2 separate regions of the Homo sapiens genome follow, and region 1 is linked to region 2. Evidence: read pairs that join two places in POLR2A ChIA-PET (ENCODE). Cell type or tissue: MCF 10A. All regions are shown on one strand. Each heading gives the region's core, and the rest is flanking DNA. Links, peaks and the distances in the headings are about the cores only.

Region 1 (15,771 bases), core at 3,309-11,308, 110 kb after region 2:
CAGTGAGCTGAGATCTCAACACTGCACTCCAACCTGGGCAATAGAGTGAGACCCTGTTTCAAAAAAGAAAAAAAGGCCAGGCGTGGTGGCTCATGCCTGTAATCCGAGTACTTTGGGAAGCTGAGGCGGGTGGATCACAAGGTCAAGAAATTGAGACCATCCTGGCCAACAGGGTGAAGCCCTGTCTCTACTAAAAATACAAAAATTAGCTGGGCATGGTGCTGTGTGCCTGTAATCACAGCTACTTGGGAGGCTAAGGCAGGAGAATCATTTGAACCTGGGAGGCGGAGGTTGCAGTGAGCCGAGATCGCGCCATGCACTCCAGCCTGGTGACACAACTAGACTACGTCTCAAAAAAAAAAAATTAGCTGGGTGGGGTGTGGTGGCACATGCCTGTAAAACCAGCTACTCAAGAGGCTAAGGCAGAAATTGCTTGAACCTAGGAGGCAGAGGCTACAGTAAGCCGAGATCGTGCTGCTTCACTCCAGCCTGGGGGACGGAGCAAGACTCCATCTGAAAATGAATACATAAATAAAGCCCTCACTTTTCCATTAGTTGGTGAGAAAAGAAAAAATAGGCCAGGCGCGGTGGCTGATGCCTGTAATCCCAACACTTTGGGAGGCCGAGGCGGGCGGATCACCAGGTCAGGAGTTCAAGACCAGCTTGGCCAATATGGTGAAACCTCGTCTCTACTAAAAATACAAAAATTAGCCAGGCATGGTGGTGCGTGCCTGTAGTCCCAACTACTTGGGAGGGTGAGCCGGGAGAATTGCTTGAACCTAGGAGGTGGAGGTTGCAGTGAGACCAGATATCACCACTACACTCCAGCCTGGGCTACAGAGTGAGACTCTATCTCAAAAAATAAAATAAAATAAAACAATGTGTAGCCAATCAATAACTTATTTTATTTTAATGTAAATTATTATTGGTAAACAACTTAGGAACTACCTCTTCTTTTTTCCTTTAAAAACCCACTTGTAGAGGCTGGGTACAGTGGCTCACGCCTGTAATCCCAGCACTTTGGAAGGCCGAGGTGGGCAGATCATGAGGTCAGGAGTTTGAGACCAGCCTGACCAACATGGTTAAATCCCGTCTTTACTAAAAATACAAAACTTAGCCGAGTGTGGTGGCATGCCCTTGTAATCCGAGCTACTTGGGAGGCTGAGGCAGGAGAATTGCTGGTACCTGGGAGGCGGAGGTTGCAGTGAGCTGAGATTACACCACTGCACTGCAGCCTAGGCAACAGAGCGAGACTCCGTCTCATAAATAAATAAATAAATAAATAAATAAATAAATAAATAAATAAAACAAAACCCATTTGCAGGCTATGCGTTGTGGCTCATGCCTTTACTCCCAGCACTTTGGGAGGCAGGGGTGGGTGGATCACTTGAGGTCAGGAGTTCAAGACCAGCCTGGCCAGCATGGTGAAACTCCATCTGTACTAAAAAAAAATACAAAAAAGAGCCGGGCATCGTGGCATGCACATTTAGTCCCAGCTACTGGGGAGGCTGAGGCAGGAGAATTGCTTGAACCTGGGAGGCAGGTGTTGCAGTGACCTGAGCTGAGATCAAGCCACTGCACTCCAGCCTGAGCAAAAAAGCAAGACTCTGTCTCTAAAAAATAAAATACAATAAAAAGTTTAAAAAGCACTGACTTAAGAATTGCACAGGGAGGCCAATTTGAGCTGGCCTCCTGTCTCTTTGTTGGCTGACTCACAATAAAGCTTTTTTTTTTTTCTTCTCAAAAACCTAGTGCCATAGCATTTGACTTCTGTACCACCGGGCAGTGAGCTCCTTTTGCTTGGTAACAGTCACTGGTATCTTTAACTCTTGGGGGGCATGATTTCATAAATATCCATGAGCCCATTCAATCCAGAATATATTTAAGAACCCTCAAAACTGAACAATAAGAAAAAGAAAACCCCAATAGAAAAATGGACAAAAAGATTTGAGTGAAGGCCAGGAATAGTGGCTCATGATGTAATCCCAGCACTTTGTGAGGCCAAGGCGGGTGGATCACTTGAGCCAGGAGGTTGAGACCAGCCTGGCCAACGTAGTGAAACCCATCTCTACTAAAAATACAAAAATTAGCTGGGTGTGGTGGCATGGACCTGTAATCCCAGCTACTCAGGAGGCTGAGGTGGGAGGATTGCTTGAACCCAGGAGGCAGAGGCTGCAGTGAGCCGAGATCGCACCACTGCAATCCAGCTGGGGCAACAGAGCCAGACCTTGTCTCAAAAAAAATTTTTTTGACTCAAAATTTCACCAAAAGGCCAGGCACGGTGGCTCATGCCTGTAATCTCCACACTTCGGGAGGTTCACTTGAGCCCAGGAGTTGGAGACCAGCCTGGGCAACATAGAGACCCCTTCTCTAGAAAAAAAATATATATTTTTTATATTTTTATATTTTATATTATAAAAATATATATTTATATATATTCTCTACAAAAATATATATAAATATATATAAATATATATATTCTCTACAAAAAAAATATACAAAAAATATAAATAAAAAAATTAGCCAGTTGCTCCTACCTGTGCCTGTCATCCCAGCTCCAGGCATGTAGGCTGAGGTGGGAGGATCGCTTGAGCCCAGGAGTTCACGGTTGCAGTGAGCCATGATCACACTACTGCTCTCCAGCCTTCCAGCCTGGGTGACAGAGCAAGACCTTGTCTCAATAAAAAATAAGATAAAAAACACCACATAGGCTGGGCATGGTGGCTCACGCCTGTAATCCCAGCACTTTGGAGGCTGAGGTGGGTGGATCACCTGAGGTCAGGAGTTCAAGACCAGCCTGATCAACATGGAGAAACCCTGTCTCTACTAAAAATACAAAGTTAGCCAGGTGTGGTGGCACATGCCTGTAATCCTAGCTACTTGGGAGGCTGAGGCAGCAGAATCGCTTGAACCCAGGAGGCGGAGATTGCAGTGGGCCAAGATCGCGCCATTGCACTCCAGCCTGGGCAACAAGAGCGAAACCATCTCAAAAAAACAACAACAACAACAAAAACCACCACATAAACAGAAAGCCCCTCTTGTGCCACTCTCTGTCGCCCCTTCATAACCCCCTTCCAGGCTCACCCTCCCGTACCCACTCACCTGGCTGACTGACTGGCATGGCTGGAAAGGACTACCACCACCTTAGGAGGAGTTGGAGGCTGTAGGCTGGGGGCACTGGACTCTTAGTGGTCTCATACTCCTCAGCAAGCTCCTGTTTGATCTGTCTGGTGCTTAGGGGTAACCCTGAGGCAGGGGCCACAGGTGGTGGTGGCAGAGATGACACCTGAGGGCTCACAAGTGACAGGTCCCACAGTGGGCAAGACTGGTTTGACCCGATGGGGTCCCCTTCAGATGGAGAGAGGCACCCTGGCTTGTATCTGTGTGGCCTGTCTTCTAGTCCCTGGGGATGCAGCTTTCTCTCCCTATGGCGTGGGCCCAGGCGAGTAGGCTGTTTTGTAGTCTGCTGGTGAGGAAGCCACAATAGCAATGGCAGTGGAAAGGGCAGCCAAGGAGGTGGTGACCGTAGGCACCAGCAGGAAGAGGTAGGGGCCCTGGGAGGTGTGTGAAAGTGGGTAGGACCCTTGAGAGGAGGAAAAAAAGAGAAGAAGAGACCGTGGGAGGTAGGGGGCAATTGGGGCCTGCTTGGCTGTAGGACATCTGGCTGTGAGATGGGGCCAGGTATGCTGGCCCTGATGGATAGAGCCAAAGAGACCCCAGGGAGGAACACATGGCATAAGAGTGTGCATTGGCCGGGCGCTGTGGCTCACGCCTGTAATCCCAGCACTTTGGTAGGCCGAGGCAGGTGGATCACCTGAGGTCAGGAGTTCATGACCAGCCTGGCCAACATGGTGAAACCCTGTCTTTACTAAAAATACAAAAATTAGCCACTTATGGTGGTGAGCGCCTGTAATCCCAGGAACTTGGGAGGCTGAGGCAGAAGAATCACTTGAACCTAGGAGGCAGAGGTTGCAGTGAGCCAAGATAGTGCCACTACTGCACTCCAACCTGGGTGACAAAAGTGAAACTCCGTCTCAAAAAAAAAAAAAAAAAAAAGAGTGTGCATGGTATGGGGCTATGTGGCTACAGCTCTCCAGGTGGTGGGGAAATGCTCCAGGTGGAGGGGGCCTGGAGCTTCCACAGTGTTGCTGCTGGTGGTGATGGTGATGTGTTGGGGGTGATGTGGGCAGTGGATTGGCCTCCAGGAGAAGGAGGAAGCCTAAGAGGCCGCCACAGGAGGTTGTGGGGGACCCTGGCTCTACACAGCCTGGGCTGGAAGAGAAGATTGAGTATACTTGGGGGCCTGATTGGGGACAGAGAGGCTTGTTGCAAGAGGGAAGGAGTGGGGATACCTGGGCAATGCCTGGGAAGCAGGGTACTGGGAGGCAGAGGAGGAGGAGGAAGAACTGGAAGAGGAGGCTGCCGCAGAGCTGCTACTAGAGCATGAGTAAAGAAACCTCAGTGGGGCGGAAGAAGAGGAAGCAGGGAGCCGGGGCAGAGGGTGGGCTGTGGGAGCTAGAGTCAAGTCGTTCTCTGGGCCAGGAGGAAACCCTCCCATTCCCTGCCCCGTGGCACAGGGAGAGGACAGATGCTCTCTCCCTGTGCCACAGGGCAGGGGCCCCGGGCCTGGAGGAGAAGCTAATGTGCTGGGGTTTTTTGTTTGTTTTGCTTTCTGTGAGACAGATTCTAGATTTGTATCTCAGGCTGGAGTGCGGTGGCACTATCTTGGCTCACTGCAGCCTCTGCCTCCTGAGTTCAAGCGATTCTCCTGCCTCAGCCTCCCGAGTAGCTGGGGCTACGAATGCGCACCACCACGCCCGACTATTTTTATATTTTTAGTAGAGACGGGGTTTCACCATGTTGGCCAGGCTGGTCTCGAACTGCTGACCTCAAGTGATCCTCCTGTGTTGTCCTCCCAAACTGCTGGGACTACAGTCATGAGCCACCATGCCCAGCTGCTGATGCATTGTTGAGGGGGCTTGGGCAGATGGGGGAGGCAGGTTTGGTGCCACATGGGGGAAGGTGGTTGGTGGTGAAGCAGAGGATAGGTTCCCATCACCCATTGGAGTGTTAGACATCTTTGTAGGGGGAGCACCACCAACCCGAGCTTGATACTGAAATGGGGGTAGTGCATGCGGGGTGCTGCTTATTCCTACCAGGGGCCCCAGTGGATGAGGCAGCCCCTAACCCCTTGGGACCCACTGGGGGTCCAGATACAACTCCCCCACCAGCCACCTCACCAGAGTAGAGCTGTGAGTGAGGGTGAGGGACCCCAGGAGGGGTCAAGGCTGGTCTTGAACTTCTGGGCTCAAGCGATCCTCCCGCTTCGGCCTCCCAAAGTGTTAGGATTACAGGCATGAGCCACCGTACCCGGCCAGTAATTTTACTTTTGATAAACCCCAAACAGGAAACAATTCAAATGGCTATCAAAAGATGAATGAATAAATTGTGATATATTCATAAATGGAATTCTCCTCCACAATAAAAGGGAGTGAATGGAGGATCTATGCAACAACATGTATGAATCTCAAAATAATTATGCTAAGTATAAAAAAAAAACAAATAGCCAGGCGTGGTGGCTCACACCTGTAATTCCAGCACTTTGGGAGGCCCAGGCAGGCCGATCACTTGAGGTCAGGAGTTCGAGACCAGCCTGGCCAATATGGTGAAACCCCATCTCTACTAAAAATACAAAAATCAGCTGGGCATGGTGGCTCTCACCTGTAGTCCCAGCTACTCGGGAGGCTGGGGCAGGAGAATCCCTTGAACCCAGGAGGTGGAGGTTGCAGTGAGCCAAGACTGCACCATTGTACTCCAGCCTGGGCGTCACAGCGAGACTCTGTCTCAAAAAAAAAAAAAAAAAAATGCAAAACACTGAGAGGTTACTTTGGATGGGTTGTGAAACTGAAAGGGGTGAATGGGATGACTCTAAATAATGGTCCAGGACCCATCCCCTCCGTGTTAGGCTGTTCTTGTGTTGCTATAAAGAAATACTTGGCCAGGCATGGTGGCTCACGCCTGTCATCCCAGCACTTTGAGAGGCCGAGGCAGGCTGATCACCTGACGTCAGGAGTTCGACACCAGCCTGGCTAACATGGCGAAACCCCGTCTCTACTAAAAACACAAAAATTAGCCGGGCATGGTGGCGCACATCTGTAGTCCCAGCTACTTGAGAGGCTGAGGCAGGAGAATGGCTTGAACCAGGGAGGCGGAGGTTGCAGTGAGCCGAGATCATGCCACTGCACTCCAGCCTAGGTGATTGAGCAAGACTTCATCTCAAAAAAATAAAAAACACAAATAAACAAATAAATACTTGAGGCTGGGTAATTTCTAAAGAAAAGAGATTTAATTTGTTCACGGTTCTGGACAGTACAAGAAGTGTGGTGCTGGCATATCCTTCTGGTGAGGGCCTCAGCAAGCTTACAATCGTGGTGGAAGGCGAAGGGGGAGCAGGTGTGTCACATGGCAAAAGCCAGAGCAAGAGAAAGCTAGTGGGGAGGTGCCACATACTTTTAAATAACTGGATCTCCCATGAACTAACTGAGGGAGAACTAACTTATCACCAAGAGGATGGTGTCAAACTATTAATGAGTTTAATATGATAGAATCACCCCTATGATAGAATCACCTCCCACACTAGGCTCTACCTTCAACACTGGAGATTACATTTCAACATGAGATTTTGGGGGAAAAAATATCCAAACCCTATCACCCTTCATTTTTGCATCTAACGTCTGGAAGCTGTGGCTTCCTCCACCTTATCTCAGCTCCCCCCAAAATTTTCTGAACTCTTACCCATTTGCTGTAACTTCCTTGATCATAAATACAAGAGTCCAATCCAATACAACCGAAACCTCTTCTGATTTTTTTTTTTTTTTCAGATGGAGTCTCACTTTGTCACCCAGGCTGGAGTGAAGTGGCATGATCTCGGCTCACTGCAACCTCCACCTCCCGGGTTCAAGCAATTCTACTCCTCAGCTTCCCGTGTAGCTGGGATTACAGGCACGCACCAGCACACCCAGCTAATTTTTGTATTTTTAGTAGAGATGGGATTTCGCCGTGTTGGCCAGGCTGGTTTTGAACTCCTGACAGGTGATCTACCTGCCTCAGCCTCCCAAAGTGGTGGGATTACAGGCGTGAGCCACCACACCCGGCCTTTTTTTTTTTTTTTTGAGACAGGGTCTCACTCCATTGCCCAGGCTGTAGTGAAGTGGCATGATCTTAGTTCACTGCAACCTCTGCCTCCCAGGTTCAAGCCATTCTCCAGCTTCAGCCTCCCTAGTAGCTGGGACTACGGGCATGTTCCACCATGCCTAATTTTTTTTTTTTTGGTAGAGACGGGATTTCACCATGTTGCCCAGTCTGGTCTCGAACTCCTGAGCTCAAAGTGATCGCTAGCCTGGTCCTCCCAAAGGGCTGGGATTGCAGGCGTGAGCCATCTCACCCAGCCTTCCGCATTCTATTGTTTCATCTTTTTGTACTGTACATTAGATCTACAGAGTACTCTGCAGGCAGTTAAGTTATAAAATGGTGAGGAAATAGCTCCAATCTCCATATCTCTTTCTTTGGCATGACTGAAGTCAGAGTTGGGGTGGGGTTAGACTGGACTCGCCCCCATCAATTTCAGCATATTTTCATCCAATGTACAGGCAGCTGCCCCTACCTTTTGATACCCTCTTCCTTACCAATGCCAAAATGAAACAAAACAAAACAATACCCACTTGAGACAGACTTTAAGGTGGCCCTGTGACCCCTGCCTCCGGGTATTCAGCCCCGTATAATTCCCTAATCCCCTTTCCTTGAGTGTGGGCAGGGTCTGTGACTTGCTTTTAACCAATAGACAATGATAAAAATAATGGGATGTCATTCCTATGATTACATTTTTATAAGACTGTCTTGTTAGCTGCCTGACACTAGAGCCTGCCTGTCTCTCTGTGTGGGTCTCTGTCTTTCTTCCTGGCTTCGAGGAAGCAATCTACTGTGAATCCTACAGCTGAAAGCAAATGAATTCTACCAAGCCGAGGGAGCCTGAAATTGGATCCTTCCCTGCTAGAGCCTCTGAGGAGAACCCAGACCTGGCTGACACCTGGATTGCAGCCTGTGACTCTGAAGCAGAGAACTCAATTCTGCCTCTCTCTTCCATTTTGAAGGGCAGTCTTGCAGTCTCTGCATTTTAGTCTCTCTTCTTCTTCTTCTTTTTTTCTTTTTGTGAGACAGAGTCTTGCTCTGTCGCACAGGCAAGAGTGCAGTGGCACAATTTTGGCTCACTGCAACCTCGGCTTCCCAGGTTCCAGCGATTCTCCCGCCTCAGCCTCCCTAGTAGCTGGGATTACAGGTGTGCACCGCCACGCCTGGCTACTTCTTGCATTTTTAGTAGAGGTTTTGCCATGTTGGCCAGGCTGGTTTCAAACTCCTGACCTCAAGTGATCTGCCTGCCTAAGCCTCTCAAAGTGCTGGTTTTACAAGCATAAGCCACCATGCCTGGCCAAGAAATTTCCTGAAATTTCTTACTCACTAACATGGATCATAATTAGCCCTTCCCATTCTCAATTATATTTTGCTGTATTAACCTTTTTATTCTTTTACTTTCCTTTTAGTGTTCTCTGAAAAGGGAGAAAAAAATAACACACGCTCAGTCCAGCATCCTGAAGAGAATGTATATTCTTCCTCTACCTCCATCTTGCAAGACTAGCAGAAAATTTGATCTCAGTCAGTTTTGGGTCCTCTTTAATTCTCATAGTTACATCAGCTTGTAGGAGATTTTAGAGGTGGCCAGGGGCATCTCATCTTTGGGTCATAGAAGCTATTGGCAGGTTTATTTATTTAATTATTTATTTTTGAGACAGTCTCGCTCTGTTGCCCGGGCAGGAGTGCAGTGGTACGATCTTGGCTCACTGCAACCTTCACCTCCTGGGTTCAAGCCATTCTTGTGCCTCAGCCTCCTGAATAGCTGGGATTACAGGTGTGTGCCACCACGCTTGGCTAACTTTTTTTTTTTTTTTTTGAGATGGAGTCTCGCTCCGTAGCCCAGGCTGGGGTGCAGTGGCTCGATCTTGGCTCACTGTAACCTCCACCTCCTGGGTTCAAGTAATTCCCCTGCCTCAGCCTCCCAAATAGCTGGGACTACAGGCATGCACCACCACACCTGACTAATTTTTGTATTTTTAGTAGAGGTGGGGTTTCACCATGTTGGCCAGGCTGGTCTCAAACTCCTGACCTCAAGTGGTTCACCCACCTCAGCCTCTCAAAGTGCTAGAATTACAGGCATGAGCTACTGTGCCCAGCCCCTGGCTAACTTTTGTATTTTTAGTAGAGACAGGGTTTTACCATGTCACCATGTTGGCCAGGCTAGTCTTGAACTCTTTGTTTGTCTGTTTTTTTCTTTTATTTATTTATTTATTTATCATTATTATTATTTTTTGGTCTCAAACTCCTGACCTCAGGTGATCTACCCGCCTCGGCCTCCCAAAATGCTGGGATTACAAGTGTGAGCCAGCAGATCCAACCTTTTTTTTTTTTTTTTTTTTTTCTGGAGCCAGTGTCTTGCCCTGTTGCCCAGGCTGGAATGCAGTGTTGTAATTTTGGCTCACTGCAACGTCAACCTCCTGGGCTCAAGCAATCTTTCCACCTCAGCCTCCCGAGTAGCTGGGACTATAGGCACTTGCCATCACGCTTGGCTAATTTTTAAATTTTTTTTGTAGAGACAAGGTCTCACTATATTGCCCAGGGTGGTCTCCATCTCCTGACCTCAAGCAATCTTCCCGCTTTGGCCTTCAAGTAGCTGGGACCACAGGTGTGCATCATTATGCCTGGCTTTTATTTATTTATTTAGAGACAAGGTCTCACTATGTTGCCCGGTCTGGTCTTGAACTCCTGGGCTCAAGCTATCCTTCCCTCTTTGGCATCCCAAAGTGCTGGAATTACCAGCATGGGAGCCATCTTGCCTTGGCAAAGCTGTTTCAAAAAAAAAAAGAAAACCTGGGCGCAGGGTCTCACGCCTGTATTCCCAGCACTTTCGGAGGCTGAGGCCGGTGGATCACCTGAGGTCAGGAGTTCGAGACCAGCCTGATAACATGGAGAAACCCTGTCTCTACTAAAAATACAAAAAATTAGCCGGGCATGGTGGCACATGCCTGTAATCCCAGCTACTCAGGAGTCTGAGGCAGGAGAATTGCTTGAACCCGGGAGGCGGTGGTTGTGGTGAGCTGAGATCGTGCCATTGCAATCCAGCCTGGGCAACAAGAGCGAAACTCCATCTCAAAAAAGAAAAGAAAAAAATACTCCTATACGTGGCATGCCAGGATCAGTGCTGAGGCCCCTTCTTTTCTTTCTTACACAATATCTCTAGGTAACCTATCCAATCCTGGGCTTAAGTGATCACCAATGATCCACAAATCTAACTTCAGCCTTGCTTGAATCTCCCCTGAATCTAGCCTGTGCATGCAGTGACATTTCCTCCTGGATGCTTGATAGGCAGCTCTAATTTCCCCCTAATACCTACCCTTTCCCTGTCTTCCTAAGTCTGATTTATGATTTATCACCATCTACTCAGTTTCTTATAAAAAATCTAAAGACCATCCTTGACTCCTCTTTCCATTAACTCTACATCCTATCCACCAGTAATTCATATAAACTCCACTTTCTAAATAATCCCCAATTCAACTACTTCATACCATGTTCTCTGCTACCACCATCTCTCACTGGACACTCAAACACCCTCCTAATTGGTTTCCTTACCTCCTCTTCTGACTCTCTGTAGTCCATCATCCACTCAGATGCCAGGATGATCTTTTATAAAGGTAATTCAGATCTAGTTACTCCCCTTCTTTTTTCTTTTCTTTTCTCTCTTCTTTTCTTTCTTTCTTTCTTTTTTTTTTTTTTTTTTTGACAGAGTCTTGCTCTGTCACCCAGGCTGGAGTACAATGGCGCAATCTTAGCTCACTGCAACTTCCGCCTCCTGGGTTCAAGCAATTCTCCTGCCTCAGCCTCCCGAGTAGCTGGGATTACAGGCGCACACCACCACACCTGGATAATTTTTTGTATTTTTAGTAGAGACAGGGTTTCACCATGTTAGCCAGGCTGGTCTCGAACTCCTGACCTCATGATCCGCCTGCCTCAGCCTCCCAAAGTGCTGGAATTACAGGTGTGAGCCACTGCGCCTGGCCTTTACTCCCCTTCTTCTTTTTTTTTTTCTTTTTTGAGATGGAGTTTCACTCTTATTGCCCAGGCTGGAGTGCAATGGCACAATCTTCCCTCACTGCAACCTCTGCCTCCTGGGTTCAAGTGATTCTCCTGCCTCAGCCTCCCAAGTTTCTGGGATTACAGGCATGTGCTACCACGGCCAGCTAATTTTGTATTTTTAGTAGGGATGAGGTTTCACTATGTTGGTCATGCTGGTCTCGAACTCATGACCTCAGGTGTCAAACTCATGACCTCAGGTGGTCCACCCACCTTGGCCTCCCAAAGTGCTGGGATTACAGGCGTGAGCCACGGCACCTGGCCTTACTCATTTTCTTAAAACCATCCATCGGCTTCAAGTTGCAGTTAGTTTTAAAACCTAAAGTCTGGCTGGGCGCAGTGGCTCATGCCTGTAATCCCAGCGCTTCGGGAGGCCGAGGGAGGTGGATCACCTGGGGTCAGGAGTTTGAGACCAGCCTAGCCAATATAGTGAAAACCCGTCTCTACTAAAAATATAAAAAGTAGCCGGGTGTGGTGGCAGGTGCCTGTAATCCCAGCTACTCGGGAGGCTGAGGCAGGAGAATCGCTTGAACCCGGGAGGCAGAGGTCGCAGTGAGCCGAGATCGCGCCACTGCACTCCAGCCTGGGGGACAAGAGCGAGACTTCATCTCAAAAAAAAAAAAAAAAAAAAAAAAAAAAAAAAAAAACCCAACCTAAAGTCCTTTCTATGATTTACAAATTCCTACACAATCTAATACCTATGTTGCTTTGTACATATTGGCACCATTCTTTCCCACCTTATGACCTTTGTTGGCTATTCCTTTGGTTTCAAATGTTCTTTACTAGGATTGTGGTATAGCTAATTTCTTATCATTCAGAGCTCAGCTTAAATGCTACTCCCTCAGAGGTCTTCCCCGGATACCCAATGTAAGTAGCCACTCTTGAAATTATCTGCTTAGCATTTATTGTTGGTTTTCTCATTTACTGGTGCCTTTATTTTTTAAATTTCAATATTTGAATAGATGACATGTTCACATGCTTCCAAAAAATGAAAAGTAATAAATAGGTATACAGTGAGAAGTCTCTCTTGCTCCTCCCACCTCCTAGTCCTCTGTCTCCCAGGTCCTACCCCTAGATATTTTGTGCAAATATTTTTCTTTTTTTTTTGAGACGGAATCTTACTCTGTCTCCCAGGCTGGAGTGCAGTGGCACATTCTCAGCTCACTGCAACCTCTGCCTCCTGGGTTCAAGCAATTCTCCTCCCTCAGCCTCCTGAGTAGCTGGGATTACAGGTGTTAGCCATCACGCCTGGCTAATTTTTGTATTTTTAGTAGAGACATGGTTTCACCATATTGGTCAGGCTGGTCTCGAACTCCTGACCTCGTGATCTGCCCGCCTTGGCCTCCCAAATTGCTGGGATTACAGGCGTAAGCCACCATGCCCGGCTTTTTCCTTCCTTCCTTCCTTCCTTCTTTCTTTCTTTCTTTTGTTTTTTTTGTTTGTTTGTTTTGTTTTTTTTGAGACAGTGTCTTGGTCTGTTTCTCAGGCTGGAGTGCAGTGGTGCAATCTTGGCTCACTGCAACCTCTGCCTCCCGGGTTCAAGCAATTCTGCTGCCTCAGCCTCCCAAGTAGCTGGGACTACAGGCGCGCGCCACCATGCCCGGCTATTTTTTTGTATTTTTAGTAGAGATGGGGTTTCACCACGTTGGCCAGGCTGGTCTCAAACTCCTGACCTGGTGATTTGCCCACCTTGGCCTCCCAAAGTGCTGGGATTACAGGCGTGAGCCACCGCTTCTGGCCTTATTTTTTTTTTTCACAAATAGTAACTTACTATATAATCTCTTATAGAATCTTTTGCTTTCTTTTTGTCTTCATGTAGCTGGGAGATCTGGCTAACTTATTATTTATTTATTTATTTATTTATTTGAGACAGAGTTTTGCTCTTGTCGCCCAGGCTGGAGTGCAGTGGCATGATCTCAGCTCACTGCAACCTCCCCCTCCCAGGTTCAAGTGATTCTCCTGCCCTAGCCTCCCGAGTAGCTGGGATTATAGGCATGCGCCACCATATCTGGCTAATTTTGTATTTTTAGTAGAGACAGGGTTTCTCCATGTTGGTCAGACTGGTCTTGAACTCCCGACCTCAGGTGATCTGCCTGCCTCAGCCTCCCAAAGTGCTGGGATTATAGGCTTGAGCCTCTGCGCCCAGCCTGACTAACTTATTAGTAGGATTTTAGATAGTTCAGAGTACAATAGGAGGGCAGGAGAACCGGGTTCAGGTTCAAGACAAAGAACTGAGACAAAGAACCACAGCAACAGGTACCATTTGGCCAACATATGCTGCCAGATAAGTGAAGCGTTTTCTCCACTCAAGAATCTCCTTGGAGACAGTCCAACTGGCCAAGATTAGGTCATGTATCCAACCTTTGACTGTACAGGTCACTGAGAGGAAAGATATAACAATGTCCTGATACCCCTTGGCTTCTGTATGGGTTACTTTGGCTGTGCCCAACTGGGGAGAGGTAATTCACCAAAAGGAAATTAAACTGTGATTAGGAAGAATTAGGATGGGAGAATAGCCAATAAACAAGGGTATTAATAGCACCTACAGAGTTCATGCCTTTTTATGCATTAAGTATACCTTTTATATATTAAGTATATATTTAGTAAAACAAAAAAAACTAGGTCAACAGTAGAGGTCCAAGAGTATTGTTTTTCTTTTAAAGGACATGGTACATTATTTGAATTGGAAAAATCCTGCCATGAATCCATGTTAAAGAGATGTTTTCCAGCTGCCTTACTATGAAGTCAGCGTCTCACCAGCAGAGTGCAATTGGTCTGTAAGGCATAACAAAAAGACCTTGTATTAAGTCAGTCATAGCCTTTGAAAGGCCATTAGTTAACCAAAGGCCATATTTAAGTTTTGCTTTGTAAGGTCTCTACGAAATACTTAGCTAAGGCCATTCTCTTACTCGTTTTCTATCTGGGTGAAGGGGATTGGTTTGTTTCTTTTAGTTACATTGTTATTTATTATAGACATTTTGATTTGGAGAGGTCTTCAGCAAGAAATTACAACTTTAAGTTAGAGATACAGCAAATTTAATGAGTGGCTAGGGAAACATGTCAGACATATTATGAATACAGGCATGAATGTGAGAACTTGTAGGATATCTTTTTTTTTTTTTTTTTTTTGAGACAGAGTCTCGCTCCGTTGCCCAGGCTGGAGTGCAGTGGCGCCATCTTGGCTCACTGCAACCTCCACCTCCTGGGTTCAAGGGATTCTCCTGCCTCAGTCTCCTGAGTAGCTGGGACTACAGGCATGTGCCACCACACTCGGCTAATTATTGCATATTTAGTAGAGATGGGGTTTTGCCATGTTGGCCATGGTGGTCTTGAACTCCTGACTTCAAGGGATTCACCTGACAGACACATGCAGGAGCAACTGGCTAATTTTTTTATGTCTATTTTTTGTGGAGATGAGGTTTCTTCATTTTGCCTAGGTTGGTCTTGAATTCCTGGCCTCCAGCGATCTTTCTGCCTCGGCCTCCCAAAATGCTGGGATTACAGGCTTGAGCCACTGCACCTGGCTGGATATCTTTAGTTAAGAATGAATAGATAGGGTTAGGTGAAGTAAACCCTATTAAGGAATGATGGGAGATAAGACGGGAAGCAGATTATAGAGAGCTTTGACAGTGAAGCTAAGGTGTTTGTCCTACAAAGGATTTTTGAACAGAGGTATTCAACATAAAAAGCAGTAATATTAATCTGGCAGTTGTGTGCAAGATGGGCTGAAAGAACAGATCCAGTAAGTCAGGAAACATTAATTGTCCATATATGCTATGACATTCCAAGCCAGCTGGGAATTACTGGTGTGATCTTTGGTTTGTTGCAGCAGTCACTAGCTAAATAATATATTCCTATTGGAGCCATGATGTGACACAGGAAACTGCATCAAATTCTTCCAACTTCCTCATTAAATTGATACTCATAGGTGACTTTCAGTCTCAATAAATTGAGAATTTCTCCCAATATTAATGACATTCTCACGGTGCTGGATCCTCTCTTGCCTTCCTCTGAACTATCAGAATTTATACTCAGATTTTTTCTTAATCGTTATAATACTGTCTTAAATTGTATATATTTTATCTTTAGTGCTAACTCATTTATACAATGCTACAATTTTATTTTAATTTATTTTAATTTATTTTAATTATTTTAATTTATTTAATTTATTTTAATTTACTTTTTTTTTTTTTTTTTTGAAGCGGAGTCTTGCTTTGTCGCCCACGCTGGAGTGCAGTGGCGCCATCTTGGCTCACTGCACGCTTTGCCTCCCGAGTTCACGCCATTCTCCTGCCTCAGCCTCCCAAGTAGCTGGGACTACAAGCGCCCACCACCACGCCCAGCTAATTTTTTGTATTTTTAGTAGAGACGGGGTTTCACCGTGTTAGACAGGATGGTCCCGATCTCCTGACCTCATGATCCGCCCGCCTCGGCCTCCCAAAGTGCTGGGGTTACAAGCGTGAGCCACCGCACCCGGCCTAATTTTTACTATTTTTTTTGAGACAGAGTTTCGCTCTTGTTGCCCAGGCTGGA
Region 2 (15,771 bases), core at 4,839-12,838:
ATTTAACACACGTAGACTGCTTAGAACATGCTGCCATATGCCACGCATTCAGTAGATCAATAGATGTTGTCATTATCATTATACTCCTCATCTGGATTGAGGGGGTCCTATTCTTTAAGAGCAGTGTTTCTTCACCAGGGGCAATTTGCCCTCCGCGCACAGAGCAGTGTATAGAGACACTTTCAGTTGTTAAAACTGGATGTAGGGTGATACTGGCATCTAGTGGGTAAAGGGACAGGGATTCTGCTAAACATCCTGCAGCCACAGGACACCACCCCACCCCCGCCCCAGCAAATAATTATCTGGCCCAAAATGTCATTGGTGCTGAGGTTGAGAAACTGTATTCCAAAAGAAAGTCACATGGGGTGCAGCAAAGAGGAAGAAAATGAACTTTAATGCTTCAAGCTAATCGCAGTTTTATGGAGTCTGTTCCATTATCTTGGTCAGCCTTATAGAAAGAATTGCAAATTTTGATTAGTTCATAAAAAATATTATTTTCGCTTAGAATGTCCTTGTTCTTAGGAAATACATGCTGAAATACTTAAAGTTAAAAATTCATGATATCTGTATTTTTAAGTGATCCAACAACAGAAAAGTGTGTGTGGAGAGAGAGCAAAAAGGCAAATGTGGCAAAATGTGAACAGTTGGTGAGTCTAGGTGATTTGAATGGTGATTTGAACTTTTCTATAGGTTTGAAGCTTTTCAAAATAAAAATTGGGTTGGGGGAGAGGGGTTAACCTTCCTTGCTTGTGTTCAGGATGGTATATCTGGCAGTGGGTACTAATGATGGGAAGTACTCAGCCAAAATAGTGAGTTACCTTTGTAGTTATTAAGACTTTTTTTTCCCCTAATTTTTATTTACTTATTTTTTTTTTTTTTGAGACAGGCTCTGGCTCTGCTGCCCAGGCAGGAGTCCAGTGGCATGATCATAGCTCACCGCAGCCTCAACCATATGGGCTCAAATGATTCTCCTACCTCAACCTCATGAGTAGCTGGGACTACAGGCACCTGCCACCAGACCCAACTAAATTTTTTATATCTTTTTTTTTTTTTTGAGACAGCATTTTGCTCTGTCACCCAGGCTGGAGTGCACTGGCATGATTCTGGCTCACTGCAACCTCTGCCTCCCACGTTCAAGTGATTCTCCTGCCCCAGCCTCTCAAGTAGCTGGGATTACAGGCACATGCCACCACACCGGCTAATTTTTGTATTTTTTAGTAGAGACAAGATTTTACCATGTTGGCCAGGCTGGTCTCGAACTCCTGACCCCAGGTGATCCACCTACCTTGGCCTCCCAAAGTGCTGAGATTACAGACATGAGCCACCACGCCTGGCCTAAATTTTTTATTTCTTGTACAGATGGGTGTGTCGCTATGTTGGCAGGCTGGTCTTGAACTTCTGGCCTCAAGCAATCCTCTCACCTCCCAAAGGTCTAGGATTACAGGCTTGAGCCACCACACCAGGTCTAGTTTGTTTGTTTGTTTGTTTGTTTAGAAACGGAGTCTCGCTCTGTCACCCAGGCGGGAGTGCAGTGGCATGATCTCCGCTCACTGCAACCTCTGCCTCTTGGGTTCAAGCAATTCTCCTGCCTCAGCCTCCTGAGTAGCTGGTACTATAGGCGTGTGCCATCACGCCTGGCTAATTTTTTGTATTTTTAGTACAGACGGGGTTTCACCGTGTTAGCCAGGATGGTCTTGATCTCCTGATCTCATGATCCGCCCGCCTGCCTTGGCCTCCCAAAGTGCTGGGATTACAGGCATGAGCCACTGCGCCTGGCCACCAGGTCTAGTTATTAAGAGTTTTAATGACTATAGCCTTGTGCTTTTTATCTCCCTTCAGGCTTTAGGCTAAATAGACTTGATTTTATTACCTTTATTAATTTTGTATAATATTTTTTCTTTTAAAAAACAAGCAGGCCACGTGTGGTGTCTCAGGCTTATCCTCCCAGCACTTTGGGAGGCCGAGGCGGGCAGATCATTGAGCCCATGAGTTTGAGACGACCAGCCTGGGCAACTTGATGAAACCCAGTCCCTATTCAAACAACAAAAATAACCACACACACAAAAAGCAAGCAATTATTTAATAGTGGCTATACCTGGTGGGGAGCTAAGATTATGGATGATTTTAATTTTCTTCTTTTTGTATATCTATCTTCTAAATGTTCCATAATAAACATATATTAGCTTTATATAATAGAAAGAAAAAATAAACTTTTAGCAATTAAAAAAATTCTCTCCTGTTGTACAAAATTCTATTTGTGTTGAAAATATGTTTAATTTTAAATCCTTTTTTTTACTGCATCAAGGCTGATTGGGTTTGTTTGCTCGGAAGAATGATAGTGATTGTTTGCTGGCATATCATCAGCAAAGAGTAACAGAAGAGAAGTAGGTAGTGTATTCCATTTGCGAGAGGAAGTTCATCATCGTATTCCCTCCACACTTGGTGATTGCCTGGAGTCACATGTCCCCAGTATAGCTTGTCCAGTAAGCAGGTCGCCTGTAAGGTTTTCATTGTGTAGCTCACTGAAGCATAAATCTCAGTGGGCGTCACAAGTGATTCTTCACAAGTGAAGACTACTGTGTGTTTCTCTTAAAATATTTATGTTTTGGCTGGGCGTGGTGGCTCACATCTGTAATCCCAGCACTTTGGGAGGCCGAGGCGGGTGGATCATGAGGTCAGGAAATCCAGACCATCCTGGCTAACATGGTGAAACCCCATCTCTACTAAAAATACAAAAAATTAGCCAGGTGTGGTGGCGCATGCCTGTAGTCCCAGCTACCAGAAGGCTGAGGCAGGAGAATCACTTGAACCTGGGAGGCAGAGGTTGTAGTGAGCCAAGATCATACCACTGCACTCCAGCCTGAGTGACAGAGACAGAGCGAGACTCCGTCTCAAAAAAAAAAAAAAAAAAAAAAATATATATATATATATATATATATATATATATATATATGTCTCTAATTTTATGTTGTCCTTAATGGTACAGTTGGAACCTGTAACTAATTTCAGTAAAAAGCAGACTATTTTTGTTCACCTAAGTCACTAGCGACGTTATTGTTAGCATTATGGACGCTTACATCCTTAGACAGAATTTCACTCCTGTTGCCCAGGCTGGAGTGCAATGGCTCAATCTTGGCTCACTGCAACCTCCACCTCCCAGGTTCAAATGATTCTCCTGCCTCAGCCTCCTGAATAGCTGGGATTACGAGTGCCTGCCACCACACCTGGCTAATTTTTTTTATTTTTAATACAGACAGGGTTTCACCATGTTGGCCAGGCTGGTTTTGAACTCCTGACCTCAGGTGATCCACCCACCTCGGCCTCCCAAAGTGCTGGGATTACAGGTGTGAGCCACCGTGCCCAGCCTATATCCTTATTTTTTGTGAAGGTTGAAATTCTTTATATATAGTCATTTCTCCAATCCACAAGAAGTTGTTAATGTTTATAGGCACAGAAGTACTGTATATATTTAAGCTACTCTGTTGTTTGGATGAGAAATTAGAAGCTTTATGGAAAAGAGTTGATGCGTGAAAGGAGTTACAGACAGCTTGCTTATGTTATGGGAGAGATAGATATGATATCTCATTTTTCCAACCTGTATCATGCTATTTTTTCCCAACTTTTATTTTGGTTTTTATGATCTTAGTAAGGGAATTGCCATAAACAAGTTGTTTTGGATCTTAAGAGATACCTGGCTTCATAATTGCCTTACATCAGAATAAAAAGTAGGTGTATGAGAGCAGAGGTGAGGAATAGAAATTAAACTGTGTTGTGGAGCAGAAACAGGTTTAGGAGATAGGTGGAAGATAAAGCTTCTTCCTTGCTTAGTAACAAAACAGCTGATGGGTTATTTAAGTTCCATGAGTAAGTCAAGATGATTTGGGAGGACTAGGGAATTTTTCTGGTAACACATTCAATTATTCATTGAATTTGTTTGTTGTATCATAGCCTAGTCACAGACAAAATGGAGTTGGGTGCCAGGAAGGACCCACTGTGAAATAGCATGTCACATGTCATGTCAATTGAATGGACAGTACAGAGAATTACTCGTTTTATCATCATCTTTTCTAGATTTGTAGTTTCAAGGTGAGGATTTTTATCTGGTCACTATAGTTTTTACTTTTGGTATGATTCATTATTTCCTTTTTGCTTTCCTCTTAAATATTAATCATTAGGATTTGCTACCTAGCCTTCTGTTTTATTTTACTCATTCTTCCCAGGCAATTTCATTCATTACTGCCTGTATGCTGAAGGCTGTTAAATCTATAATTACAGCCCCAGCATCTCTTGTGAACTCCAGACATGCTTTGAGTTGCCTCCTGAACTTCTCCACTTGAATGTCCCATGGGCATTCTAATGGTAACATTGTCTCCATCCCATCTGTTCTCATCGCCTGTATTTTTAATCTTGGGTAACCATCTCCTTTTCCTCAAGTCACCTAAACCAGAATCATGAGAGTTATCGTCACTCTCATGTCCAGGTACTCACCAAGTCCTATCAGTTCCTTATCCTAAGTATATATGCTATCAATCCTTCCAAACTCTATCACTATTAAAGTTTTAGAAGAAAATACATTAGCTGAATACAGAGCGATAAACTGCCTGAGGAATCCGGACTCTTGGAATATTTTTATCTGTTTTGGAGGAGGAAAAAAATATTATTTATTTTAAAAAAGGAAAGAAAGGAAGGGAAAGGTTGGGCGGTGGCTCACGCCCGTAATCCTAGCACTTTGGGAGGCTGAGGCAGGCAGATCACTAGGTCAGGAGTTCAAGACCAGCCTGGCCAACATGGTGAAACCCCATCTCTACTGAAAATACAAAAATTAGCTAGGCATGGTGGCACATTCCTGTAATCCCAGCTACTTGGGAGGCTGAGGCAGGAGAATCACTTGAACCAGGACCTGGGAGGTGGGGTTTGCAGTGAGCAGAGATCACGCCACTGCACTCCAGCCTGGGCTACAGAGTGAGACTCCGTCTCAAAAAAATAAAAATAAAAAAAAAGAAAAAGTTTATATCACTCTGTGCAGAGGGAAAAAAATGTTTATAAACCACTGACCTAGCTTATCAAATTGAATTTTGTATGGTTTCCCTATACTGCTGGCTAAAATGAGACATTATTGTAAAGTACTTTATCCCTTCATTTTAACATGAAAGTTTTTAGAGTATTAGAGGTATATCTTTCATTTAATCCTCTATACTATAGTCAATTCTGGTTGATTTTTAGTTCAACATTATTTATTCAGCAAACATTTTGAGTTGTCAGTCATGTCAGGCCAGGCTCGATGCTGGGGATGCAGTGGTTGATCAGGCAAGCTCCTTCCTGTTCTCAAGGTGTTTGTCTTCTAGTAGAGGCAGTTAGTTTAATAATAAAATAAAATAAGAAATATCAGAGTGATAAATGGTATTAATAAGATAAAACAGGTTGATGTGATAGAAGTTGGGAGTTGGAGCCTTCTGGAGGACATCTGGAGAAAGCCTCTCGGAGGAGAAGGTAGTGGAGCTGAGACCTGAGCAGGACTAAGGAGCCAGCTGTGCACAGAATTAAAAATGGGATCATGGAGAAATTAGAAGACATTAAGATTTCAATATATATCAGACCTTGGGACAGGGGGGCATAGCTCTCTCAGCTCAGAATTTAATAGTAATAATCACAAAGGAAAAGTTTGTCAGATTTGCCAAGGTGAAATTTATGGACTTCTGAATTTCAAAAATAGCATTAAGTAGCAAATGAAAAACTATTTTAGCATATAAAATGTGCACAGGATTAAGATAATTACTTTATTAAAAGCTTGCATAGATGAACAAGAAAAATAGAAAACTCAGAGGGCAGATGGCAAAGCAGCATGATAAGGCAGTCCTCAGAAGAGAACATGCAATTCATAAACATCACTAGGAATCAGAAATCCAACTAAGCCAATCTTTTTTTTTTTTTTTTAAATTCAGGCAGGGCGCCGTGGCTCATGCCTGTAATCCCAGCACTTTGGGAGGCCAGGGTGGGCAGATCACTTGAGGTCAGGAGTTCCAGACCAGCCTGGCCAACATGGCGAAACCCTGTCTCTACTAAATATCCAAAAATTAACCGGGCGTGATAGTGAGCGCCTGTAATCCCAGCTACGCGGGAGGCTGAAGCAAGAGAATCGCTTAAACCTGGAGAGTGAAGGTTGCAGTGAGCCATGATCGCACCATTGCACTCCAGCCTGGGTGGCAGAGCGAGGCTCTGTGTCAAAAACTGAAAAATAAATCCAACTAAATAAGGAATCATTTTGTAAAAATCTAGTATATTAGGTTAAACTTTTGTTTACTAGTATCCCATACCAGGGAGAATACAGTGCAGTTGTCATTCTCATACATTGCTGATAACCCTATAAATTAGTAAAAGTTGCTTTCAAAAAGCAGTTGGCGGTGTATACCAAAATCCATAAAAATATCTCTTTCTTGTCCCAGTAATTTCACTCTGGGAATGTAAGTACAAAACAAATTGTTAGGAGTAAATAAACATGTACACCAAAACATGCCTACATTATTTTAGTAGATACTTAGTAGATATTTTAGTAGACATTTAGTAGCAACCAAATGTCTAATAGTAGGGGAAAATGAGTAAATCAGGGTGTATCTGCTCATTGGGATGTTATACACACATGAGGAAGAATGGCTGTGACAGCTGCAACAACATAAGGAAATGCTTTTGATACAATGGGAAATGGCAAACAGCAGTATGCAAAATTGTGTATATACTCTTTGTAATTGGTTTTTTATATGTGCATGGAAAAAACGGTCAAGGATACACACCAAACGCTAACAGTGGTATGTCAGAGTTATGGGGTGAAAATTTTAAATGATACGTTTTGGGAAAAATTTTCTCTAAAAATCTTGCCTGAAAGCATACTTAAAACCTAAATGACAGCAATAAGGAAATTGACTCACTATTCATCTTTCTACAAAAGAGCTTTGAAGGTACAATCGTGTGGGAGAGCCAAGACCTCCACGGCCTTGTGTCAAGAAATCTCCACAAAGTGACAGTGAATGATGGAGGGGGAGTTCTCAGAGTCATTACAGTAAGTCGTTTTTTTTTAAGGTTTAATTGCATATTTTAGCTTCTTTTTAATATATAAAATTGTTCTAAAATTTACCTTAGAGCCCAGGCAGCATGGAGCAATGATTCTTGTGTGTTTTACAACATATATAGTAGCAAATGTTGTTGTCTTCATAGTAAAGGCAAAAACTCAAATATGATCCTGTAACTCCAGCATTAGTGAGTTTACAGTTTTGCTTTAAGATTGATGCATTTTTAAAATGCAATATTTTATTTCTCTTTTTTTTTTTTTTTTTGAGAGGGTCTCACTTTGTTGCACAGGCTGGGGTGCACTAGCACGATCACAGCTCACTGCAGCCTCCACCTCCTGGCTTAAACAATCCTCCCATGTAGCTGGGGCTACAGGTGCGCACCACTACACCCAGCTAACTTTTTGTGTTTTTTGTAGAGATGGGGTTTCACCATGTTGCCTAGGCTGGTTGCAAACTTCTGGGCTCAAGTGATCCGCCCACCTACGCTTCCCAAAGTGCTGTATTACAGGCATGAGCCACTGCACCTGGCCTATTTCTCAGTAATTTTTAAGTTAGCATTCTTTAAGAATACTTGCTCAGTAGTATTCAGAGTATTTACTATCTCACCTTGAAAATAAAACCTCAGTTAAAATACTATAATTAGCCAGGTGCGGTGGCTCATGCCAATAATCCCAGAACTTTAGGAGGCTGAGGCAGGTGGATCACTTGAGGCCAGGAGTTTAACACCAGCCTGGGCAACATAGCAAGACCCCATCTGTACTAAAAATACAAAAACTTAGCCAGGCATGGTGGCGCATGCCTGGAATCCCAGCTACTCAGGTGGCTGAGGCATGAGAATTGCTTGAACCTAGGAGGCAGAAGTTCCAGTGAGCTGAGATCACACCACTGCACTCCAGCCTGGGTGGCAGAGTGAGACTCTGTCTCAAAACAAACAAACAAACAAAAAAAACTACTATAGATAAAAATATTGGAAAATAAGGCGGGGTGTGCTGGCTTATGCCTGTAATCCGAGCACTTTGGGAGGCTAAGGTGGGTGGACCACTGGAGGTCAGGAGGTCAAGACCAGCCTGGCCAACATGGTGAAACCCCGTCTCTACTAAAAATCCAAAAAAAAAAAAAATTAGCTGGGCCTGGTGGTGCATGCCTGTAATCCTAGCTACTTGGGAGGCTGAGGTGGGAGGATTGCTTGAACCCCAGAGGTGGAGGTTGCAGTGAGCCAGGATCATGCCACTGCACTCCAACCTGGGCAACAGAGCGAGACTCCATCTCAAAACAAAACAAAAAAAAATAGAAAATAAGATTGAGTACTTTCATTTATTTTGCTGAAGCAACTCTGGGATTTCTGACTCTCATATTTCTCATTCGGCTTTGCTTTAAATTTAAAACAGTTTGACAGGTGAATTTCTCAAAGTAAATATAGGTCAATAAAGCAGGTATATGAAGACTTAAAATGAACTTTAGTAAACAAACGGTCTGTACGGTGGAATCATAGACAATCTTTTATTCTCCTCGATCTCCTGTCCAATGATTAGGAATGTACTTGGCATTTAAATTCACAAGCTTAGTGAATGAATATTAACCTCATTTACATGGATTAATTTCTGAGTTGAAATGAATATATGCTACGTTATTACTCATTCAAAAAACATTTCCTGCATACCTGTGGTAAGGCAGAAACAATGGCAGGGTAAAATAGACATACTAGTGGCCCACCGTGGAACTTACAGTCCAGTGAGGAAGAAAGACATTAAACAAATAGACCCATAGATTCATATGTAGTTATACATTTAGATTTGTAGGCCATGTTTAGGATTTCATTCATGTTTAGGATTTAGGATTTATTATGACAGGTAAATTTCATAAAGTAAATGGAGGACAATAAAGATGGTGTTTACTTTAGTAAACACACACACCACTTGTTTACTAAAGTTCATTTTAAGTCTTATGAAAAATTTTTTACTGAAAATAGAAAGTTTTATGGAATTATATCTTTCCTTATTATCTTGCCTCCTTTTCTATTTATGAAACTTTAAAATACCCAGCATATGCCAAAATTCTGTAATATTGGTTACACTAAAAGAAATAAATTGGCCGGGCGCGGTGGCTCACGCCTGTAATCCCAGCACTTCGGGAGGCTGAGGTGGGAGGATCACGAGGTCAAGAGATCAAGACCAGCCTGGCCAACATGGTGAAATCCCGTCTCTACTAAAAATACAAAAATTAGCTGGCTGTGGTGGCGGGTGCCTGTAGTCCCAGCTACTCGGAAGGCTGAGGCAGGAGAATTGCTTGAACCCAGGAGGTGGAGGTTGCAGTGAGCCAAGATCGCGCCACTGCACTCCAGCCTGGCTACAGTGCGAGACTCCGTCGCAAAAAAAAAAAAAAAAAAAAAGGTAGGTTTCTGAGTTGAGAACTAGGTTCAAATGTAAAGACTCAAATGATCTGCCTTTGGGAGTAAAAATTATTATAGAGGGCTAAAGATAGCTTAAACATACAGTTAACCTAAAAAAACAAAAACAAAACCAGGTAACTTTTTAAAGCCTACGCTAAGAAACCCCAGGTACAAATTAAGATTTTCATCACAAATGCGTACAGCTGAGAGTTTTCACTAAGCTTTATTCCCTTGCCAGCAAGTGATGTCAGAAAAATTTTAAAGGCAAAAAGCCAAGTTGTGACCTTTTAGAGAGAAGTTAATAAACAGAAATTACTATTGAGTTCTAAAGCCAAAACAATATAGAAATATACAATAAAAAATAAAGCATAGGCTGGGTGCTGTGGCTCACGCCTGTAATCCCAGCATTTTGGGAGGCTGAGTTGGGCAGATCACCTGAAGTCAGGAGTTCGAGACCAGCCTGACCAACATGGTGAAACCCCGTCTCTACTAAAAATATAAAAATTAGCCAGGCGTGATGGCTAATGCCCGTAATCCCAGCTACTCAAGAGGCTGAGAAAGGAGAATCACTTGAACCCGGGAGGCAGAGGTTGCAGTGAGCCAAGATCACGCCATTGCACTCCAGCCTGGGCGACAAGAGTGAAACTCCATCTCAAAAAACTAAATAAGTAGGCCGGGCGCGGTGGCTCACACCTGTAATCCCAGCACTTTAGGAGGCCGAGACAGGCGGATCACCTGAGGTCAGGAGTTCGAGACCAGCCTGGCCAACATGGTGAAACCCCGTCTCTACTAAAAATACAAAAATTAGCCAGGTGTGCTGGCAGGCGACTGTCAGCTACTTGAGAGGCTGAGGCAAGAGAATCGCTTGAACCCCCGAGGCAGATGTTGCAGTGAGCCGAAATCACGCCATCGCACTCCAGCCTGGGGGACAAGAGCAAGACTTCGTCTCAAAAAAAAAAAAAAAAAAGTAAATAAGTAAATAACAAATAAAGCATATACAGTCTTTTATGGAACTACAACGTTGGAATCTATAGCCTGCCCCTTTAGTAATTTTCACATTTGGCTACGAACTTTTATTTTATTTTATTTTATTTATTTTTTTGAGATGGAGTCTCACTCTGTCACCCAGGCTGGAGTACAGTGGCACAGTCTTGGCTCACTGCAATCTCCTTCTCCCAGGTTCAAGTGATACTCCTGCCTCAGCCTCCAGAGTAGCTGGGATTATAGGCACACACCACCATGCCTAGCTAATTTTTCTGTATTTTTAGTAGAGACAGGGTTTCACCGTATTAGCTAGGATGGTCTTGATGTCTTGTCCTCGTGATCCGCCCGCCTCCGCCTCCCAAAGTGCTGGGATTACAGGTGTGAGCCACTGCGCCTGGCCTACAAACATATTTTAAATTAAATGACAAGTTACTACAGTGACCTCAGATTACTTGTTCTACTGGCCTTAAAACATTGCTTTGTACAGTACAACTCTGAAAAGATCTGTTTAAGAATAGCCAAGCAGTAGCTCTCTTGATTAAATGAAGGTGTAGAAAAAATACTGTAAATACACTGAGTATGGACTCTTAACTGTCTGATCTAGCCCACAACAGCCAGACAATACTCTGGTAGATGTACCATAGTGGTTTACTGTATACAGAAGTAAAACAGTTCACTCTGAGTAAGGCCATTGGGTAACTTTTGAAGAGAGATAACTCTTTAATAATAAAAGATTCTCCATTCTAAGAAGTAGAAAGGACTGTCATTGGCTGCTGGCACAATAGGCTTAAGCACCTTCAACAACATCAACAGGCTGGGCACAGTGGCCCACACCTGTAATCCCAGCACTTTGGGAGACCGAGGCGGGAGGATCACTTGAGCCCAGGAGTTCAAGACCAGCCTGGGCAGCACAGTGAGACCTCTTCTCTACAAAAAATTTATAAATATTAGCTGGGCATGGTGGTGCACACCTGTAGTGCTAGCTGCTTGTAAGGCTGAGATGGGAAGATTGTATGTTCAAGGCTAGAATGAGATATCATTGCACCACTGCACTCAGCCTGAGCATCAGAGTGAAACCCTGTCTGTAAAATGAAATTAGGCCGGGTGTGGTGGCTCACGCCTGTAATCCCAGCACTGTGGGAGGCTGAGGCAGGCGGATCACCTGAGGTCAGGAGTTCGAGACCAGCCTGACCAATATGGTGAAACACTGTCTCTTATTTGAAAAAAAAAAAAAAAGAAAAATTAAAAATTAAAAAAAAATTTTTTTTTAATCAATATACAGTAGAGTTCAATTTGAATATTTGGAACAGACTGTTAATTTTGAGCCTTTCTCTGCATGGTCTCTTAACTTTAAAGCATGCCAAGATGTATTTGAACTCATGAGAATTTTTAGTTTCCAAAAAATCAAAGGTCGTAATACATATTTTTTTAAGTGGTGGGGTTGGGATGTAAAATCAATTGCTTTTTGTACTACTAGAGTAGCAAGTACATAAACATGATTCTATGTAAGTTGCAATTCTGAACACCTTATGGAATGTTGGGTATATCTTATCTTTAGTATTGTAATTAGATAACAAAAATAGTAGAATACCGTATGTCATCCTGATATTATAAGCCTCCAGTGCACCAGCATCTTACATGCATTTATCTGCTGCAAGTGGAGTCATATTATGATTTTTGTCAAATCGATTTTAAAATATGATCAGTGTATTTTTAGTAATGAATCACTGAGTACATTCTTATTCCTTTCAGGCTGGGGAGGGTGCATTGCCTCATGAATTCTTGGAAGGTGTGGAGGGAGTTGCAGGTGGTTTTATATATACTATTCAGGGTAAGTTTGCTAGTTGAAACTTGAAAAGTACACTGAATGTCTTATACTTAATCTTTATACTTGAGAGAAAAGGATTTTTTCTTTTTTGTCTTTTAAAAAACTTTATTCAGATAAAATTCACCCTTTTAAAGTGGTTCAGTGGTTTTAGTGTATTCTTAGAGTTCTACAACCGGCTCCACCTCCCAAAAGGAAACCCCACACCCATTAGCAGTTACTCCTCATTCTTACCTCCCCAACCCCCCACCCCCTAACAACTACTGATGCACTTTCTTTCTCTATGGATTTGCCTGTTTTGAACATTTCACATAAATGGAAATGCACAGTACGTACTCTGTGTGTCAGTTTCTTTGCTGTAACATGTGTTCCAGGTCTGTCCATTTTGTATGTATCAGTACTTCTTTTTTATGATCATATAATATTCTATTGCATCGATATGCCCTATTTTATTCATTCATTAATGGATGGACATTTAGATTGCTTCTACTTTTTGAATATGAATAATTCTGTAGTAAACATGTAGGTACAAGTTTTTGTGTGGTCATATATTTCCATTTCTCTTAAATGTCTAGGAGTAGAAGACCTGGGTCATATAATTGTGTGTTTAATCACTTGAGGCACTGCCAGGTTGTTTTCTAAAGCAGCAGCCCACTTTACATTTCCATAGTCAGTATATGAGGATTCTAGTTTCTCCATATTCTTGTCAACACTTAATAAATTGTCTGTCTTTTAAAATATACCAATCCTAGTGGGTGTAAATTGTTATTTCATTGTGATTTTTATTCGTATTTCCATAATAACTAATGATGTTGAGCATTTTCTTCATGTGCTTATTGGCCATTTGTATATCTTCCTTTTTTGTTTCGTTGTTTTTCTTTTTTTCTGAGACGAGGCCTCACTCTGTTGCCCAGGCTGGAGTGCAGTGGCATGATCACAGCTCACTGTAGCCTTGACCTCCCCGGGCTCAAGTGAACTTCCCATTTCAGCCTCCCGAATAGCTGGGACTACAAGTGCATGCCACCATGCCCAGCTAATTATTAAATGTTTTGTAGAGACAGGGTTTTGTCATATTGCTGAGGCTGCACACTGTTAACAGGGTGAATTATTATGGTATATGAACTAGATGTGGGAAGTGAGGGAGGGAGGAGGGGGAGGAAGTGAGGGAGGAAGGGGTGGAGAGAGGGAGAAGGTGGTGAGGGAGGGAGGGGTGGAGGGAAGAAGGGAGGAAAGGAGGGGAGAGAGAGTCATTTGTATATCTTTAGAGAAATATCTATTCAGATCCTTTGCCCATTTATAAAATTATTTTATTGTTGAATTGTAAGAGTTCTTTATATATGCTGGATACAAGTCCCTTATCAGATACATGCTTTGCAAATGGTGCCCTTTAACACACAAAAGTTGTAAATTTTGATGAAGTCCAATTTTGTCACATGTTTTTGCTGTCATATGTAAGGAACTATTGTCTAATGTGAGGTCACAAAGATTTGTGCCTTTGTTTTACAGTTCCAAGAGTTTTATAGTTTTAGCACTTATACGTAGGTCTTGGATCCATGTTCATTTTCATATATGGCATGAAATAGAGGTTTAACTTCATTCTTTTGCATGTGGATATCCAGTTGTCCCAGCACCCATTTGTTGAAAATCAGTGACTGTAGATGTAAGGATTTACTTGAGGACTCTCAATTCTATTCCATTGATCTATGTGTCTGCGTCTTTAACCAGTACTACACTGTCTTGATTATGTAGCTTTTTAGTAAGATTTGAAATTGGGAGGCTGGGCACGGTGGCTCACTCCTGTAATCCCAGCACTTTGGGAGCCCGAGGCAGGTGGATCACGAGGTCAGGAGTTCGAGACCAGCCTGACCAACATGGTGAAACCCTGTCTCTACTAAAAATACAAAAAAATTAGCCAGGCATGGTGTCGGGCGCCTGTAATCCCAGCTACTCCAGAGGCTGAGGCAGAAGAATCGCTTGAACCTGGGAGGCAGAGGTTGCATTGAGCTGAGATTGCCACTGCATTTCATCCTGGGTGACAGCAAGACTCCGTCTCAAAAAAAAAAAAAAAAAAAAAAGAAATTAGGAAATGTGAATCCTCCAACCTTGTTCTTTTTCAAGCTTGATTGGCTATTCTGGGTCTCTTGCACTTCCATATGAATTTTATGATCAGCTTGTTAATTTGTGCAAAAAAAAAAAAGAAAACCTAGCTGGAATGTTTTAAGGGATTGCATATATATATATGCATATATATGAATAAATATATAATTTCAATCGGTTTTGGGGGAGCAGGTGGTGTTTGATTACATGAATAAGTTCTTTAGCGGTGATTTCTGAGATTTTGGTGCACCCATCACCCAAGCAGTGTACACTGTAACCAGTGTGTAGTCTTATTCCTACCCCCTCCCACCCTGTCCCCACCAAGTCCCCAAAGTCCATTGTATCATTCTTATGCCTTTGCATCCTCATAGCTTAGCTCCCACTTATGAGTGAGAACATACGATGTTTGGATTTCCATTCCTGAGTTACTTTACTTAGAATAATGGCCTCCAACTGCACGCAGGTGCTGTGAATGCCATTATTTTGTTTCTTTTTATGGCTGAGTAGTACTCCATGGTATATATATATATACCACATTTTCTTTACTCATTGATTGATGGGCATTTGGGCTGGTTCCATATTTTTGCAGTTGCAAATTATGCTGCTATAAACATGCATGTGCAAGTATCTTTTTCATATAATGACTTACTTTCCTAATGGGATCGCTGGATCAAATGGTAGATCTACCTTTAGTTCTTCAAGGAATCTCCACACTGTTTTCCATAGTGGTTGTACTAGTTCACATTCCCATCAGGGATTGCATTCTATCTGTGGATCAACCTGGGGAGTATTGCCGTGTTAACAGTATTAAGTCTTTGAACATCCATGTCTTATTAAATTTCCTTCAATGATGTTTGATTTTTCAGTATAAAAGTCTTGCACTTCTTTTGTTAAATTATTAAATACTTATGTTATCTTTTTGATGCTGTTGTAAGTGGAATTGTTTTTCTAATTTAATTTTAAGATTGTTCATTGCGAGTATATAGACATACAGATTGTTTTTGTGATTGATCTGTGTGCTGCAACATTGCTGAACAGATCCATGTATTTATTACTTAATCATTTTAAAGTTAGACCTTATGATTTTCTACATGCAAGGTCATTTCATCTGTAAGAAGAGAGAGTTTTGCTTCTTCCTTTTCAATCTGGATGCCTTTTTTCTTATCTGATTGTCCTGGCTAGAACATGTATGTTGAATAGAAGTGGCAAAAGCAGACATCCTTTCATTTTCCTGACATATTAATTTATGCTCATATTTTTCAGATACATGCAGTGAAACAAAATGTGTTACTAGTCTAAAAGGCTTGTATTTAATTTCTGCACTCCTGTTGTTACAAGCCATTTTCCTGTTACAATTTTATAACACTTTCACTTTCCATCAAGTGTTAAATTATACAGATGCTCCTTGACTT

The links. ChIA-PET counts read pairs that join two places held together with the same protein. Peaks named below come from ENCODE experiments on the same cell type or tissue, not always from the same donor. Only the 100,000 strongest peaks of a DNase experiment are listed, where the experiment ranks them.
Region 1: POLR2A ChIA-PET joins it to region 2 with 6 read pairs; 6 of 35 experiments call an interaction of 5 or more read pairs at or near these places.

Annotation. Positions count from the first base shown.
Region 1 is chr1:235,349,895-235,365,665 of GRCh38, reverse strand. It overlaps the pseudogene LOC100418822. Among named protein-coding and RNA genes, the nearest start is that of TBCE, 9.6 kb to the left of the region's middle. In MCF 10A, for the core only: no CTCF peak of the experiment used is centred there; no DNase peak of the experiment used is centred there.
Region 2 is chr1:235,462,133-235,477,903 of GRCh38, reverse strand. It overlaps B3GALNT2 (beta-1,3-N-acetylgalactosaminyltransferase 2), which reads left to right. Exons shown (of 12, transcript NM_152490.5): 6 at 6,944-7,054; 7 at 12,190-12,268. Among named protein-coding and RNA genes, the nearest start is that of B3GALNT2, 34 kb to the left of the region's middle. RefSeq lists an enhancer at 952-1,451. In MCF 10A, for the core only: no CTCF peak of the experiment used is centred there; a DNase peak (open chromatin) is centred at 8,763.